Linked DNA regions of Homo sapiens: region 1 is linked to region 2. Evidence: chromatin contacts called from ENCODE Hi-C or POLR2A ChIA-PET data. All regions are on one chromosome and are shown on one strand. The core of a region is the stretch at or near the end of the contact, and the rest is flanking DNA. Distances in the headings are between cores, read along the strand shown.

The links. Hi-C counts contacts between places; a loop is a spot of excess contacts on that map. ChIA-PET counts read pairs that join two places held with the same protein, here RNA polymerase II (POLR2A). Pooled maps may share reads with other maps.
Region 1: a loop to region 2 is called in a map of Caco-2, with 14 times the contacts of the local background. The contact joins the promoter of RTF2 here to the promoter of MC3R in region 2. A Hi-C loop is called at or near these places in 1 of 168 maps with a recorded cell type or tissue (Caco-2) and 4 of 50 pooled maps. POLR2A ChIA-PET finds 5 or more read pairs at or near these places in 1 of 52 experiments (OCI-LY7).

What each region holds. Positions count from the first base shown.
Region 1 is chr20:56,466,277-56,471,502 of GRCh38, forward strand. It overlaps RTF2 (replication termination factor 2), which reads left to right and starts at 2,351. Exons shown (of 9, transcript NM_016407.5): 1 at 2,351-2,490. The coding sequence starts at 2,422.
Region 2 is chr20:56,246,142-56,250,971 of GRCh38, forward strand. It overlaps MC3R (melanocortin 3 receptor), which reads left to right and starts at 2,591. Exons shown (of 1, transcript NM_019888.3): 1 at 2,591-3,674. The coding sequence starts at 2,703. The coding sequence ends at 3,674. RefSeq lists a silencer at 1,992-2,061.

The sequences.
Region 1 (5,226 bases), core at 1,101-3,600, 220 kb after region 2:
GCCTCATCGGAGACAGCCCCTCATCTTATACTCCTTTTACTCAGCAGCTATGAGACTCTGAACAAAGACAACTTGCACATCTGAGTCTTGGGGTTTTCATTTGTAAAACAAGAGGGATTATACCTTCTAACTCTTAAGGTTATTGTGAGCCCAAAGTGAAAAAATGCCTACAAATCTCTCAGTGCACGCATGGTCATGGCTTAATAAAGAGCCGCTATTTTTGTTTTTTCTTCCCCAAATGAGAAAAGAACACTGGTTTGAGTCTTTCTAAAGATGCTGGTGTTTCTGCTCTTCTGTATTTGACTTTCTTTCCTTTGCTGTGAGAAAGAACTAATCCTAGCACTCATTCCCGGGTCTCTCACTGCCTATGTGACCTTGAAGGAGTCATTTGATCTTTCCACGCTTCTGTTTCCTCACCAGTAAATGGAATTCTAATAGTACTAACCAGTTTTAGTATCTGCCAAAACTAGGCTTTTCACCCCTTTCTCAATGAATCTGTACTTTCTTTTGGTTTACTGAGGAAATGTACTCATATATTGAGTGTGCCAAAGACTCTTCTAGGCACTGATGATACAATGTGGAATAAAAGTCCTGGCCGGGCTTGGTGGCTCACGGCTGTAATCCCAGCACTTTGGGAGGCCGAGGCAGGTGGATCACCTGAGATCAGGAGTTTGAGACCAGCCTGGCCATCACGGTGAAGCCCCGTCTCTACTAAAAATACAAAAATTAGCCCAGCATGGTGGCGGGCGCCTGTAATCTCAGCGACTGGGGAGGCTGAAGCAGGAGAATCGCTTTGATCCTGGGAGGTTGAGGTTGCAGTGAGCCGAGATCACATCACTGCACTCCAGTCTGGGCAACAGATCGAGACTCTGTCTAAAACAAAACAAAACAAAATGAAGTCCCTACCCTCATAGAGCTTACAGTTATTGTGGTTAGCATAGAAATAAATCATAAATCAATCAGAGACCAACTAATTAAAGGGATTATTTTTTAAAATTCTCATTAATCACAGTAACAAGTACCCCAAGCTTACATATAGCCCTTGAAGTTTCCACATCCACGTATTTTCTGGGCAACTCTTCCCAAGTAAAAAATATTTTCAGCGTTTTTATGTTTCACGTAGGTCAATAGGGTAATATCCAATCATAAAGATCTGCCTTCTTGGCAATGGAGAAATTTTCCCATCATATATATGTACAAATACATACATACATACATACATACATATTAATGACAGAGTCTTGCTCTGTTGCCTAGGCTGGAGTGCAGTGGCATAATCATAAGCTCACTGCAACCTTGAATTCCTGGGCTCAGGCAATCCTTCCTACCCCCTCAGCCTCCGGAGCCGCTAGGACTACAAAAGCTTACCACAACGCCTGGCTAATTTTTCTTTTTCTTTCAAGATGGTGTCTCACCATGTTGTCCAGGCTGACCTGGAACTCCTGGGCTCAGGTGCTCCTCCCGTCTCGGCCTCCCAAAGTGCTGGGATTATAGGCACTTTCCCATAATATTTATAATAATTAAAGGAACAAACAGAGAGATAGACAATCGCCTAAGAGCAGACAGACAATCATGAATTTTTAGCAAGGGATTTGTGTTCTTATAGATAAAATACAGCCTGACTCTTGGAACGGGCATGGCAACATCAGTGTATATTTTATAAGAACTATTATATCGTCTATTAATGATACTTGATTGTTAATAAAATTTTTTTAGCCTGGGCTTCAGGAAACTGTGAATGAAATACACACACGCACAAACTGTATGCAAAATTTCACACACATGCCATCTACAATATGCATGGCAACACCAGAAAGTTCCAGGCCTTAAGGGAGGGTCTTACTTCCTAGAATCTGTTGTAACATCACTTCACAAGATTTGTTGTGAGTGCTTGAGTCACAGTTGGCGCTCAAGAAAGATGCGTTCTCCTTTTAAACACAAAAATGTCCATTGATACAGCAGATTCCGTTCATAGGCATCCTTAATCGCAGAAACAGGAGGGCGGCCCTTTTCCTCAAGGCGCTCTCAGTCCAGGGATGTGCCCGCTCCGCAGCCACACAAGCTGGCGTGGGATAGGGTCAAAGAGCGGTGGATGCGCACGGGCCGCCCACGCCCTCGCTGCCCTCCCGGAGCGTGGGCGAGTGATTCCGATTGTGCAGCAGAAACCCAGGGTCTCACGGGAACGAGGAAACCCGCCCACGCCCAGCCTCCAAGCGACGCTCTCCATGACAACCGGCACTTGGTAACGGCCTCGCCCTGCCCCGCTACGCCGCGCCTAGCGTGCCGCCCCGCCCCGCCCCGCTACGCCACGACCAGCGTGCTGCGTCACGGCGGTGCGCCGGAAGTGGCTGCGGATTTCGCCGGAAATCCCGGAAGTGACAGCTTTGGGGGTTTGCTGCTGGCTCTGACTCCCGTCCTGCGATGGGTTGCGACGGGGGAACAATCCCCAAGAGGCATGAACTGGTGAAGGGGCCGAAGAAGGTTGAGAAGGTCAGTGATGTGGGCCGGCTCTTGGCGACCGGGGGTGGTGGGAATTTGACGACCCCAGAAAACGAGAGGAAGTAAGAAGGGGGAGCCAGCGGAGTTCCAGACCTGGCTGCGGTCTTTTATTCCATTCAGAGGACTCAAAATTAACAACAGTATTAAGAGTGGACATTCAATGGGTGCTGACTATTGCCATTCACTGGACAGTAATCTTAACAGGGGGTATCTCATGTAATTATCACAATAGCCCTATAGCTACATACTGTTGTCCTCATTTTCAGACATGGAAGTTGAGGCTCAAAAGGAGAAATTTGCAAAGCTAGTAAATGGCAGAGCCAGGATTTGAACCCTACCTGCGACTAGTAGCAATAATACAAATACCTAGTGTATACTGAGTTTTGTATACACTAACTTCATTTGCTCAGAGAAGCCTTCCCAAACTGTTCCCTTACCACATCCTTTTATAAACTGTCTTAGCCTGCACACGGCTGTACGTGGTTGATTTGTATCAAGTCTTCCCCGCTAGACGGTAAGTTCCTGATAGCAGAGGCTGTACCCTTTTTTTCTCTGCAACTAGCATGGTTCCTGGCACACTAAATATTTCGAATAAACAAATGAGTGAATAATCCCTGATCTCACAAGTAATCGAGGAAATTATAATAATTTCTTTGCTACTGACGGGGACATTGAGTCCAGGGATATTAAGGTGACTAAGATCACACAGCTGGTAGGTAGTGAAGCCAGGATTCCCATCCACTTATTTGGGATTTCAAAGTTAGCACAAGTAATTACTTTTTAATGATAAAATATTTGTAAAGCACCTAGTAGAGACTTCTTTACAAAAATATTTGTAAAGCACACGTGGAGACTTCATGTATTCTGATTCAGGAGCTGGAGAGCTTGTTTAAAAGGTAAACCCCTTAAGTCACTATTGTATTTGAAGCATTCCAGTGGCTTCCCATCACATTAAGAATAAAATCTCGTCAGACCCTTGAGCAGACCTTGCCTATGTTTCTGACCTCATCTTCTGCCCCTCTCCACCTCTTTCATACTGTTCTAGCTAAACAGGCCTCTTGTTCTTCAACCTGGAGTGTGAGTTCATCAATCTGAAATACTCTTCACTGAGATTGTCACATGATGAGTTTCTTTACTTCATTCAGTTTTTTACTCAAATGTCATCTGTCCACTGTAACTGAAATGTGCCTCACTTCCAATATTCTCTCTTCTCTTCTTAACAGTGCCTACCACTGTGTTGTTTATTGTCTCTTTCCCACGTAGACAGGAACCTTGTGTGTCTTACCTCTGTAACCCCTACCATGTGTCAGCCACATAATAGACACCTAATAAGTATGTGTGAATATGGGAATGAATGAATACCCAAGAGGATGAAGTGTACCCTCTGATCATACGTACATGTAAACAGGCGAATGCTGGATAATTAGCATTCATGAGTGGTTTTTTGGCTTTCACCAAAAAAGTGTTTAGCTCAGTTTTGTTTTCTTGTGCCCAGGGCTGAAAAGGAGTAGCTTAATGAAAGGCTTGACAAGAAACAGGTGTCGGAAGAGGGTAGAAAAGAAGGAAGAGCGATTCAAAAAAGCCAGAATGCCTAGGCAGGATGGATTTTTATTATAACTATTCACACAACAAATGCTTAATAAGTGGTTACCATATATACATTGTTGTAGGCCCCAGGGATATAGCAGTGAACAAGGCAGAGTCTAGCCCTGGTGGAGCTTACATTTCGGATCAATATTGTGAAATCTGCCCTGGTTCCTAACGCAGAGCACCTAAATTCCTTGTAATTTCCTGGGTGACGGGATCATCTTTTGTTCTAATAAGGCAATTATTGGTGGGCTCCTGGATGGGGCCTGGTCACCAGAAACACCAAGCCAAGATTAGAAGCCTGGAACTTTCAGCCCCACCTCACCCCCATCCTTCAGGGAGGAGAAGAGGAATTGGACATGGAGTTAATAATCCATCATGCCTACGTGGTGGGGTCTCCATAAAGATCCCTGAAGTTGAGGGTTTGGAGATTTTCTGGGTTGCCGACAACATCCACATGCCAGGAGAGTTACCCCAACTCCATGAGGACAGCCCTGCACTTGGGACCCTTCCAGATTACTTCTTTATCTGGCTATTTATTTGTATCCTTTAAAATGTATTTGTAATAAATCAGCAATGGTAACTAAACTCTTTCCCCATATCTGTGAGACACTAGCAAATCATCAAACTGGGCGGGGGGATCGTGGTAGCCTTTGATTTATAGACAGTCAGAAGTGCAGGTGACAACTTGAACTTGTGATTGGCATCTAAAGTCGGGGTAGGGACAGTATTATGGGACTGAGCCCTTAACCTTTGGGATCTGAGGCCATATCCAAATAGGTGGTATCAGAATTGAGTTTAATTGTAAGACACCTGGCTGCTATCAGAGAATTGGTTGGTGTGGGGAAAATCCCATACATTTTGTCCGAAGTGTTCTGGAAGTATTGAGTGTTGTGAGTGAAAGTATAGAAAAAACACTTGTCTGGCCAGGCGCGGTGGCTCACGCCTGTAATCCCAGCACTTTGGGAGGCTGAAGCAGGCGGATCATGAGGTCAGGAGATCGAGACCATCCTGGCTAACACAGTGAAACCCTGTCTCCACTAAAAATACAAAAAAGTTGCCGGGCATGGTGGCAGGTGCCTGTAGTCCCAGCTACTCGGGAGGCTGAGGCAGGAGAATGGCGTGAACCCAGGAGGCAGA
Region 2 (4,830 bases), core at 1,341-3,840:
TGTATATTCAGGGCAACTTAAACTCATGCTCTTGACAAAATATTTTTTTAAAAAAAGCAAATAAACAAAAGTATTTCTCATGCCCCTCAGTTCATAGACAGAAACTCATACCAACAGGCTTTTTTTTTATTTTAGTAAGAACTGCCAAATGGTGAAACTATTCACAAACACTAGAAATGCATGAGAGTGTCCTCCCGATATTCTTACCTGAATTTTGCATCTTTTTATCTCTTGTCAATCTAGCTGGGAAAACGATATTAAAATCTCATTTTGACTGGCATTTCCCCAACTTCCTAGATGGCTTCACATCTTTTCATGTTTATTAACCATTTGCATCTTCTCTTCAGTAAATTATTATTTATATCCTTTGCCCAATTTTCTTAGGGGTAATTTATCTTTTTCTAGTTAATGTGAAAGTAGTCTTTGTATGTAAGAGATAGTAACTTTACCTATAGCAAATATTTTCATTCTGTTTTTCTTTTAACTTAGTTCAGGGTGTTTTTCCATACTAAATTTTGGATTGCTCATCTTGCTTAAGATCTTTCCACCCCAAGGATCCTAAGTTTTCTTCTATTTCCATATGCATATTTTTAATATTTCTCACACCTACACACACATACATAGTTACATGGAGAGATGGATCATTAATTCACCTAGAATGTGCGTGTGTGTGTGTGTGTGTGTGTGTGTGTGTGTGTGTAGGGATGAGAAGACTCAGTGTTTTCTGAGTTCATATGATCTACATGGGGAATCAGATCTAACATGGACCAAGTGTTAAACCATACTTCCAAGAACAACACTACATTAGTAGGCCACCTGCTAACTTCTGCCTTTCACATTTTCCAGCTTAAAACATCTCCATCCTCCCCATTATGTAAGAAAGAAGTACAGGTGTTTCTGACTGCTCCCTCTCCCATGATCCCATAACCCATCAGTTCTGAAGCTGCATTATCCAACCTTCTGAATCTCTCTGACCACCCTCCAAGTCTTCCAAGTCCCCATGGCCACTCCCTTGCTCCAGGCCACCATCATCTCACCCTGGGTCTTTGCAACACCCTCTGCCCCGGACTCCCTGGCCTACATGCTCAGTCTGTCTAATTCATTCTCCACCCTGCAACCAGGAATATTTCTAAAATGCAGACCCCATCTCATTCCTGCCCTACCTATGTTTCTTCCACAGTCCCCATTGCTGTCAAGGTACTGTCCAAATTCTCACATCTGGCTGAGGCTGTCCTTCAGGATTCAGGCACCTCTCAACTTTTTAAGAAACTGTGCAGCCTCATTTCTCAGATTGTGTCTCCTATTTCCATGCTCTGACCAGAGCAGACTACTTTCAGCACTTTCAAAAGCCCAAGATTCTTTTTCAGTGGAGCTCAACTGTGACTATGCCCCAGCTCACCTGTCAAAAATTGCAAACACACTTGTTCAGGTCTTACACCTGGGTGATTCTGACTCCGCGGGTCAAATGGGATCTCCACATCCACAATCTGTGATGACTTCTATGGCCAGGGTGCTCTCTGCCTCCAGGCTGCAGACGTGTGATTCCCTCTGCCTGGAGTCCTCTTCTACCTCCTCCAGCTCCAGCCCCCACCCCACCACCCACCCCAAACTGGATATGACCTCTTCCTCCTTGAAGTCAAAGCATAGGTGCTCCTTCCTCCAGGAACTTTGACAGTCCGGGTTAGGGCTCTTCCTCTTTGCATCCCTGGTTTCCTGGACTTTCCTGATTCAAGCATTTATTGATTCCTCTTCTTCCACCCCAGACTCTGAGTTCGGGGAAGCCTGAGATAGTGGCTGTTGTCTTGCTCACCACTGTATTTCCTGCACTCAGCAGAGACCTGACACATAGTAGGCGCTCAATAAATGTTTGCTAAACAACAACAACAAATGAATGAACTAACAAATAAACAAACAAATGAACAGATGAGTGGATGCCTGTGGCAGTTTCCATGACAAACACAAAGGGCTAAGCCAAGCCAGCAAGCAGACAGCCGTGCGGCCTGCAGAGGGCACTAGTCTGCTTCTTAATCTCCCTGCAGAATCCTCAGGGCCAGGTACCTGCTGTCAGTCAGAGAGGTGCCCGATGCTCAGTGGTCATTCTGCTGCGCTGAAGATTAAGTAGGAGTTGTTTGCCCTTGGCCAATATGAAAAACCTGAGTGTTCTCCCTTCACTTCTAGCGACAAGTAACACATCCCCTGTCTTGCCATGAAAAGAGCTGTAACTGTAGCAGCCGGTGGCAGGTTTTCTGTTCCCAGGTGGGGAAGTGAGGAGAGACAAACAGAGGGGTGAGAGGGAGACAGAAGGAAGACAGCTGGTAAGAGACCCTATGGTGTATTTTTTCTATGTAAACAAGATAAAAACTGCTCCTCCTGGAACAGCAAAGTTCTCCCTATGTCTCCAAGCTACAAACTTGCATGCTAGCTACTAACTAGCTACTCTCCCTCTCTCTCTCTCTTCCCCCTTCGCTCTTTCTCTCTGTGTGTATGTCTCTCTCTCTCTCTGTCTCTTCCTCCACCCTCTCTCACTATCTGTCTCTCTACCCTCCCCATCCTTTTATTCTAGAGGAGAATAAACTCTAAGGCCAGATTGAATGAGCATCCAAAAGACGTATCTGGAGGGAGATTTTGTCTTTCCTGTGAGCAGCAGCAGCTTCCTACGGACCCTGCTGGAGCCCCAGCTCGGATCAGCCCTTCTGACAGCAATGAATGCTTCGTGCTGCCTGCCCTCTGTTCAGCCAACACTGCCTAATGGCTCGGAGCACCTCCAAGCCCCTTTCTTCAGCAACCAGAGCAGCAGCGCCTTCTGTGAGCAGGTCTTCATCAAGCCCGAGGTTTTCCTGTCTCTGGGCATCGTCAGTCTGCTGGAAAACATCCTGGTTATCCTGGCCGTGGTCAGGAACGGCAACCTGCACTCCCCGATGTACTTCTTTCTCTGCAGCCTGGCGGTGGCCGACATGCTGGTAAGTGTGTCCAATGCCCTGGAGACCATCATGATCGCCATCGTCCACAGCGACTACCTGACCTTCGAGGACCAGTTTATCCAGCACATGGACAACATCTTCGACTCCATGATCTGCATCTCCCTGGTGGCCTCCATCTGCAACCTCCTGGCCATCGCCGTCGACAGGTACGTCACCATCTTTTACGCGCTCCGCTACCACAGCATCATGACCGTGAGGAAGGCCCTCACCTTGATCGTGGCCATCTGGGTCTGCTGCGGCGTCTGTGGCGTGGTGTTCATCGTCTACTCGGAGAGCAAAATGGTCATTGTGTGCCTCATCACCATGTTCTTCGCCATGATGCTCCTCATGGGCACCCTCTACGTGCACATGTTCCTCTTTGCGCGGCTGCACGTCAAGCGCATAGCAGCACTGCCACCTGCCGACGGGGTGGCCCCACAGCAACACTCATGCATGAAGGGGGCAGTCACCATCACCATTCTCCTGGGCGTGTTCATCTTCTGCTGGGCCCCCTTCTTCCTCCACCTGGTCCTCATCATCACCTGCCCCACCAACCCCTACTGCATCTGCTACACTGCCCACTTCAACACCTACCTGGTCCTCATCATGTGCAACTCCGTCATCGACCCACTCATCTACGCTTTCCGGAGCCTGGAATTGCGCAACACCTTTAGGGAGATTCTCTGTGGCTGCAACGGCATGAACTTGGGATAGGATGCAGGGCCATGGAAATGATCATCAGTCGGGTCACTTTTGACTTTCCATCCACGTGAGGTGTTTAGAAAGAAAAATATATATACTTAGAAAATATAAAAATGTGTTAACAGCCATGATTGTACTTGTCGTTTGTTTTTAAGTTTACAAAGCCTTTTAAAGGGGAAAATTGGTGAACAACAGATTCTCTGAAAGGATTCCAAGATGGGTAAGTCACAAACTCTGATTTCCCAAATAGTCACTGGGAGAAATCAGCGAAGGCTTCTCTGCATGCTCTCTGCACTCATTTCCAAACACCCAGGGTGTGCGACGCCTGTCTGCTCATCTGCTCCACACCCACGTCTTCATGCTCCAGGCCAGACCAGACTGAAGGATTCTCATGAACAATAAGGGTGGTTCAGATCTCTTGCAAGCAAACCTGTTACAGCTACGACCTCCTGCTGCCAGCTACACGGAGAGATAGCTTTGCACTTATAACTCCGTAGGAGACTGAGTTCTACTCTATTATTCTATTTACAGTTAGACAATTGTCTCTTTGTGAAAGGAGCAATGCTATGCCGTTTTCCCCTTTTCTTACCCCCATATCCCTTCAGTTGTCCCCACCCCCAAAGGTAGCATGAGGATGTAACCCACTTCTATTTTTCTGTTGTTGTGTTGGTGTGTGTTGTTGTTTTGTTTTTATGGATTAAATCTAAGACAACCTTCAAAACTCTAACGAAAGAGAGAAAGTGCTTTGGACAATCAGAATATACTTGTGTACGTGTATTTTGATACCTTGCTATTTTAAGGTATAGATTAATCTTTTTAAAATAACTTCTTTTTTTCTATCATTTACTTTTAGCCTTTAAAACAAGAAAGGAAATCATGGGTTGGGGTACATGTATATACGTGTGTGTGTGTGTGTGTGTGTGTGTGTGTGTGTGTGTGTATCACAAGAAATTGCTTTACTGTAGCTTAAGATAGTTTGAGAAACCGTAGAACCACTGTGTGACTTTCTTGGGAGCCCTTGTTTTTGCTTATAGTAATTGCATCTCTATCACAGGACTTCTTCAATATTATCTATGAAAGAGAAAGTTTTTTTGTTCTTTTCCCTTTTTGCTTGGCATTGTGTTAAAGTTGAGTGACCCTGTTATCAATGTCTATATCCTATCAAGTA